Regions from separate parts of the Homo sapiens genome. Here region 1 is linked to region 2. A link is an interaction called in ENCODE POLR2A ChIA-PET data of the cell type or tissue named here. Cell type or tissue: HepG2. All regions are shown on one strand. Region 1 overlaps UBAP1 (ubiquitin associated protein 1). Region 2 overlaps AQP7 (aquaporin 7).

What was found. Peaks named below come from ENCODE experiments on the same cell type or tissue, not always from the same donor. Only the 100,000 strongest peaks of a DNase experiment are listed, where the experiment ranks them.
Region 1: POLR2A ChIA-PET joins it to region 2 with 5 read pairs; 1 of 35 experiments calls an interaction of 5 or more read pairs at or near these places.

The regions. Positions count from the first base shown.
Region 1 is chr9:34,224,132-34,228,131 of GRCh38, reverse strand. The region is part of intron 2 of UBAP1 (ubiquitin associated protein 1); the gene reads right to left. It also overlaps the pseudogene RPS8P9. Among named protein-coding and RNA genes, the nearest start is that of UBAP1, 47 kb to the right of the region's middle. In HepG2, no CTCF peak of the experiment used is centred here; a DNase peak (open chromatin) is centred at 1,541.
Region 2 is chr9:33,379,630-33,383,629 of GRCh38, reverse strand. It overlaps AQP7 (aquaporin 7), which reads left to right. Exons shown (of 8, transcript NM_001170.3): 8 at 1-439. It overlaps LOC124902142 (a long non-coding RNA gene), which reads right to left. Exons shown (of 2, transcript XR_007061462.1): 2 at 1,416-1,839. Among named protein-coding and RNA genes, the nearest start is that of AQP7, 21 kb to the left of the region's middle. RefSeq lists enhancers at 1-258, 1,827-2,425, 2,426-3,026. In HepG2, a CTCF peak has its summit at 1,812 (motif pointing left); DNase peaks (open chromatin) are centred at 1,071 and 2,099.

The sequences.
Region 1 (4,000 bases), 840 kb before region 2:
TTTAAGACAGGGTCTTGCTCTCTCACCCAGGCTGGAGTGCAGTGACGTCATCACCACTCACTGCAGCCTCATTCTCCTGGGCTCAAGTGATCCTCCCACCTCAGCCTCCTGAGTAGCTGAGACTACAGGCATGCACCACCATGCCCAGCTAATTTTTTAAATTTTTTTGTAGAGCTGAGGGCTCACTTTGTTGCCCAGGCTGGTCTCAAATTCCCAGACTCAAGCAATCCTCCCACCTCAGCCTCCCAAAGTGGAATTGTCCATTTTTATCCAATGTATCTAGAATTTAAAATATTATAGCTAACAATTTTCTGCCTCAACCTCAAATACCTTTTAGTTTCAGTCCTTATTACTGAAAATCTTCCTAAAATATTTGCACCCATTTTCCTAAGTTCAATTTTTTAAATAGCCACTAAGTGCATGCCTCATGGCTGCGGTTGTGGCAGTTCCTTGAAGTTAGGTTCTGCATACCACTTTGGTGGAAGATAGTGAGTGGGCTGAATATGTAATGACTCAGGATAAACTCTGGGAAGACTTCATTTGCTTTGTTTCTTTCTAAATTGCTGATATGCCTATGATTCTGCAATCTGCCCGTTTTTTCTAAAAAAAGTACAATTCCAGGTGGGGGGAGAAATCCCCAATAGAGGATAGCAAATGCATAATATTTAATTCAGGTATTATTGTGAGGAGATTCAAATTGAGGTTTTTTTAAAAAGAAGATCAAACTTAAAATTAAGTGAAAATCTGTAATTCCATGACTGGTTATCACCATCTTAAAGCCATCAGCGCCTCCTGCAGCAAAGGACTTAAAAATAAATAAATAAATAAATAAAACAAAAAAAACTATCTTAAAGCCACAAGCCAGGTAACACTGGCAAAATCATAAATATACAAAATAACATAGATATCTGTTGTAAGATGTGAAATCACAAGAAAATGTTACTCATATCCTAACAACAAAACAAGCCATATAATCTACAAAATCAGCTTTTTAATATACATTGTCTGGCATTCAATTAAAAATTATAAGACACAGAAAGAAGCAAGAAAATGTGATCCAGAATTAAGAGAGGAACCAGTCATCAGACCCAAATTCAGGGAGAGCCAAGATATTGTAAACATCAGACAGGGAGCTTTAAAATAACAATAATAAATATGTTAAAGGGTCTAATGGAAAAACTAAACATGTGTGAGCAGATGGGAACTTCAGCAGAGAGATGGAAATATAAAGAGACAAATGGAAATGCCACAAGTGAAAAATGCATTATCAGAAAAGAAAAATTTTGATGGTTCATAAACCAGGCTATGCTAATCCGAAGACAATAATCAGCATAAGAAAGACTTGGGACTTGAAGTTAGGTCAAAAGAAATTAGCCAAACTGAAATACAAAGAGAGAAAAAGGGAAAAAAAAAATTGAACAGTGTTAAGAGATATCTGGAACAATACCAAACAACCTAATGCATATGTGATCATAGCTCACTATAACCTTGAACTCCCAGGCTTAAGCAATCCTCCTGTCCCAGGCTCCTGAGCAGCTAGGACTATAGAGAAGCTCCACCACACCTGGCTAATTTTTAATTTTTTGTAGAAACAAGGCCAGGCGCGGTGGCTCATGCCTGTAATCCCAGAACTTTGGGACGCAGACGCAGGTGGATCACCTGAGGTCAAGAGTTCAAAACCAGCCTGGCCAACATGGCGAAACCCTGTCTCTACTAAAAATACAAAAATTAGCCAGGCATGGTGGTGCGCACCTATAATCCCAGCTACTCAGGGGGCTGAGACAGGAGAATTGCTTGAGCAATTGCTTGAGGAGGCAGAGGTTGCAGTGAGCAGAGATGGCACCACTGCACTCCAGCATGGGCGACAGAGCGGGACTCCATCTCAAAAAAAAAAAAAAAAACAAGAAACGGGGTTTTTCTATGTTGCCCAGGCTGGTCTCAAACTCCTGGCCTCAAGCAATCCCTCCAGCCCACCACACACACACACACACACACACACACACACACACACACACACACACACACAATAGAGTAGGAGGAAACTTTAGAAGGTAATGAATGTTTATGCCTTAATGATGGTGATGGTTTCATGAGTGTATACTTATCCTCAAACTCATCAAGATGTATACATTAAACATGTAAATATGTACAGCTTTTTATATATCAATTATACCTCGATAAAGTGATTTAAGGAGGGGGGCTAGTTTTATCAAATCTTATCACGGGGTCTATTTTTTCATAAATTAGAGTCTCAACACATTTTCCAGATAAATAACCTTTCTCCTAGATGAAAATAAGAATCAGTGAAAGAGGATTGAGATTTCTTTTTTCTTTTCTTTTTTTTTTTTTTTTAAGATGGCGTCTTGCTCTGTCACCCAGGCTGGAGTGCAGTGGTGTGATCTCGGCTCACTGCAAGCTCTTCCTCCTGGGTTCACGCCATTCTCCTGCCTCAGCCTCCCAAGTAGCTGGGACTACAGGCACCAGCCACCATGCTCGGCTAATTTTTTTTTGTATTTTTAGTAGAGACAGGGTTTCACCATGTTAGCCAGGATGGTCTGGATCTCCTGACCTCATGATCCGCCTGCCTCAACCTCCCAAAGTGCTGTGATTACAGGCATGAGCCACCGCGCCCAGCCAGAGGATTGAGATTTTAAAGCACCAGGCTCCAAGAAAGTCCTTATCCAAACTAAGCGAAGGGTATGGAGTTTTTATAAGAAATGGATAATATTTCTAGAAGTTTGAGAAATAACTGTTTGTTTCCCTTATTCTGTTATTTAGGGATATATGGTCACTAGTAACAGTGAAGTTGTTCAACTTTAGTTGAAAATAATGAACTCAGAGGTAAATCAAGTGCTAGTCAAAGACAGCACAGCACCAGACCTAGTCAGTCCCAAATATTAAAAAGAAAAAAAAATACATTTTAATATCCGTCATGACAGCAGTTATTACCTCCTTGTCCACACCCCAAGTGCCACAGAAAAGTTACCCACATCCATTAACCTCTCAATGGATCAGTCAGATATCTAACTTTGGAGGACCAATCCACAGGCTCATAAGCTAAGAAGGCTATGCCATCAGTTTGCCTTGACCAAAAGATATAAAATCTCTATCTCTATGATGCTAGCCACTGAAACTGAAAGATCAAGTAGCAAGCAGCACCTTAACTGGGGTGGCCATTTATAGCCCTGTGTACTCTACACTATTAGGCCAAGAAAGCAAGTCTATGAACTGAATAATAATGGATCACAGACACAGAGACATATAGTGAAGAAAGGCTAAGCAGCTTCCTGAGAAGTGGAAGGAGTAGCCTTAGTTCCTGGCTTTCTAATTTTAGCCTTGAGAGAGCAGAAACTTTATTTTCTGTACTCACATGCCTGCACAATTGCCTATTAAATATTCTCCATCTACTGCCTTTCATTTCTATTATTTAAACTACCTGATATCTAAAAATAGGATACTTTACTCTAAAAACCCAACTAGCTCTTTCCAGCCAGCGCCGAGCAATGGGCATCTCTCGGGAGAACTGACACAAGCACCGCAAGACCGGGGGCAAGAGAAAGCCCTACCACAAGAAGCGGAAGTATGAGCAGGGGTGCCCAGCTGCCAACACCAACATTGGCCCCTGCCACGTCCACACAGTCCATGTTTGAGGAGGTAACAAGAAATACCGTGCCCTAAGGCTGCATGTAGGGAATTTCTCCTGGGGCTCAGCGTTGTATTTGCAAAACAAGGATCATCGATGTTGTCTACAATGCGTTTAATAACGAGCTGGTCCATAACAAGACCCTGGTGAAGAATTGCTTCATGCTCATTGACAGCACACCATACTCATCGACAGCACACCGTATGGACAGTGGTACGAGTCCCACTATGCGCTACCCCTGGGCCACAAGAAAGGAGACAAGCTGACTCCTGAGGAAGAAGAGATTTTAAACAAAAAATGATCTAAAAAATTTCAGAAGAAATCGATGAAAGGAAAAAAAAAGGCCAAAATCAGCAG
Region 2 (4,000 bases):
AAGTGATGACCCAGGAGCAGCAGCCGGGCACCTAACAATGGGTCAGCACCGTGGGCGTGGAGACGAGAGCGGGGATTGATCAATACCGGAGAAGTACAATGTACAGGACTTGGGTTCCATTTGGATGGAGTGGGTGAGGGAGAGGGAGGAGTCAGAAATGGCTTCCGGTTTCCAGCTTGGGCCTGGGGATTGGAGATGTCCCCACTGAGAGTAGGGCACAAGTGAGGAAATGGTTTGGAGAGGAAGATAAGTTACATCATGGACATGCTGAGTCTGAGTTGCCTATGGGACTTGGAATGGGGGGTGGCAAAATGTGTGTGATCTTGAGCAAGATATTCAACCCTTCTGGGCCTTGGTCTTCTTATTTGTAAAATGGCGATAAGAATATTACTTCCCATTTGTGTTGCTGTGAATATTAAATGCGCTACCACATGTAAAATGTTGAGAATCATTTCTGGCTCAGAGTAAGTGCTCAATAAACACAGTTATGCCTTTTATATGGTCTGGAGCTCAGAAGCGGAAGACAGGGTTTCGTGAAGTCATGGCTTTGTGGATGTAGCTAGATTGTGGAGTAATGACAGGAGGGTTGGGGGCATGGCACAAGGTAGGTGGTCAAGAGACACTGGACACAACCCAAATGTCCATCCACAGGGGAACAGATACATACACTGCTGCGCAATTGCACATAATAGAACCCTCTACAATAGCAAAAATTAAGGCACAACAGACACCTGCAACAACACAGAAAAATTCTGGAGGCATAAAAGGTAATACAGTAGCCGGGCGTGGTGGTTCACGCCTGTAATCCCAGCACTTTGGGAGGCCAAGGCGGGTGGATCACGAGGTCAAGAGATCGAGACCATCCTGGCCAACATGGTGAAACCCTGTCTCTACTAAAAATACAAAAATTATCTGGGTGTTGTGGCACACACCTGTAGTCCCAGCTACTCGGGAGGTTGAGGCGGGAGAACTGCTTGAACCTGGGAGGCGGAGGTTGCAGTGAGCCAAGATTGCATCACTGCATTCCAGCCTGGCGACAGAGCTAGACTCGGTCTCAAAAAAAAAAAAAAAAAAAGAGCCTGGTGTAGTTGGGCACCTGTAATCCCAGCTACTCAAAAGGCTGAGGCAGGAGAGAATCCCTTGAACACGGGAGGCGGAGGTTGCAGTGAATGGAGATTGTGCCACCGCACTCCAGCTTGGGTGACAGAGTGAGACTGTGCCTCAAAAAAAACAACAACAAAGTAATACAGTAGACTATATACAGTGTGACACCAGTCTTGTAGCTGAAAAATAAGCAAAAATACATTCTTTGCTATATATATGTATGTAAGAAAACTATTTTAGAAAAAGAAATAATTCCTACAGGCAGATGGAGAGGAACACAGGAGTAGTACAAACTATTAATAATTTTCTAGTTTTGGGTTTGGACATTTGCGGGTTTATTACATGATCGTGCTTGATAACATATAAATGTGATACATATTGTTTGTATGAGATATATATATTATATATATATATATATATATATATATTTTTTTTTTTTATGGAGTCTCTCTCCCGTCATGCAGGCTGGAGTGCCAGTGGTGTGATCTCGGCTCACTGAAACCTCTGCCTCCTGGGTTCAAGCAATTCTCCTTCCTCAGCCTTTCAAGTAGCTGGGATTACAGGCATGCGCCACCACGCCTGGCTAATTTTTGTATTTTTAGTAGAGACCAGGTTTCGCCATGTTGGCCAGGCTGGTCTCAAACTCTTGACCTCAGGTGATCCACCCGCTTCCGCCTCCTAAATTGTTAGGATTACAGGCGTGAGCTCCACCGCCTGGCCAGTATGTAGGTATATCTAAAAACACAAAGAAGGAATAGCTGTAGTGTGAGGACGGCGGAGTTGGGGGGCGGAGTGGGGGGCGCCAGGGGGAGGGGAGGGGTAACAGGTGGGAGCCTGGTGAGATCACAGGGAATCCAGGGAGGATGACTGTATCTGACGTCCCACGGTGGGAGGAGCCGAGCCAGGGGAACCAGGGCTGGGAGTGACCAGGGAAGGGCCCACAGCTGGAAGTCCCCAGCTGTACAGTAGCCTTCCTCGGTAACCTTCTACAAGCCCCTTCCCCCCTCTCACGCTCAGTGGCCCTGTGAGCCTTTCTCATTGTTGGCATTCCAGAGCAGCATGGTCCCAAGGCCTCAGTTACAGCTTAGAGAGGCATATACGGGGCCCAGGGTTCTGGTTCCTACCCTCCTCTGTCCCTCCCTGAGCACTTCAGCCCTCTGGCATCCTCCTGTCCCTGGGAGGGGCCCTGGAGGCAGGGCGGCCATGGGTTCATACAGAGCCCCCACCTGCTGTCCACTGCTCTGCCACAGGCTTGCACTAGGCCTGTTGCCCCTAACACCTTGCAGTTTCTGGTCCCAACGTCAGGCTCAGATGAGCCCTGACCAGTCGCAGAGCAATCCTTTCCATTCTCTTGGCAGGTATCAGGTGAGAGCCCCCAACGTGCCAGGCACCATTCCAGCATTGAGGACACAGGCGTAAGGAAGATAAAAGTCCTTGTCCTCATGGAGCTAGCGTTCTATGTAAAATATATGGCATGTTATAGATGCTATGGAGAAAAAGCAGGCACAGTGTCTAGAAAGTGTGGGGAGGTGTGAAGAGAAGATGGCCTCACTGAGAAGGTGACTTTGAGTAAAGACCTGAAGGAGTGAGGGAGTGAGCCATGTGGACACTTGGGGAAAGAACATGCCAGGCTGAAGGAACAGCCAGTTCCCTGAGGGGGAGCTGGAGGGGCCATGGTGCTGGAATGGAAAGAGGAAAGGGGAGATGTCAGAGAAGTAAAGGGGATGGTGGGTGGACTGAGGCCAGGCCTTGGGGAGAGATGAAAACAAGGGTTGGGGCAGAGGTGAGGGAAGTCTCTGGAGGAGAAAGGCAGGTCCTTCTTCAGGAAGGAAGGAAGGAAAGAAGGAGAGAGGGAGGAAGGAAGGGAGGGAGGGAGGCATTAGGATAAGGTGGGGTGGGCATCATAGCACCTTGTGGGTCCCTGCTCTTGGTTTTGCTGTCACGCACACACGTGCATGCACGCACACACATGCACGCACATGCATGCATATGCATGGTTCCTCCTGTAGATGGATCTGTGCAGCTGTGGGACCCAGGCTGGGACATGAGCCATGGGAGCACTGGACCCTCTCCCATTCTCCCAGTCCCAGCATGGACTGGTTGTGTGACCTGGATAGGACCCCTCCACTCTCTGGGCCTCAGTTTCCCCATACAGAAGGCTTGGATCTTTTGGTATCTGGGGAGCCCCCCAGCTCTTCTTACAGCACTTTGAAGCCTCACGTCATGGCCCCACTCCCAGGCCAGGCCCATCCAGGGCTCTGCAGATGAATGTATGGTCCTCAGCCTGGTAGTCCCAGCTTTGAGAGGAGCCCCTTACCCTTGCCTGGCCTGCTCTCCCATTCAGCTCCAGGGATTCCAAGGGATACTGGCAGCACCCTGGTCTGGCTAGTCTTAGGTTTCCTCCCTCAGATGGGGTCCTGCCGCCTAGGAAGAGGTGGGAGCAGCCACCTCAGGCCTGGCCTGGTGCTGGCACCCTCAGTGTGAAGAGGCCGGAGTCACTCCGAACAGCACAGCTGCTCCACACCCACCTCTGTGCTGATCTTACAGTAGGAACAGTGAAACTCAGGGTGACCCCGGCCCTCCTGTACATGGCAGGGGCTCATACTCTGGCACTTAGCACAGACAACGAAGCCAGCCCGCCCGGATCCAAATACCGGCCCTGCCACTCACTAGCCGTATGACCTTAGGTAAGATAATAGCTCCCACTTCACAGCGCCACTGGGAGGATGACACGGGCGATGCCTGGCACATGGGAGTGTGTGTGCTGCTGTCACTAAGCACCCTCTAAAGGGAGCTGCATGTCGTCATGCACATCTGACACACAGGGAAACTGAGGCTGGGGAGATTGGCTCAGTAAGGGGCAGAGAGCAGGAATTACAGCCCTTGTCAATGTGCC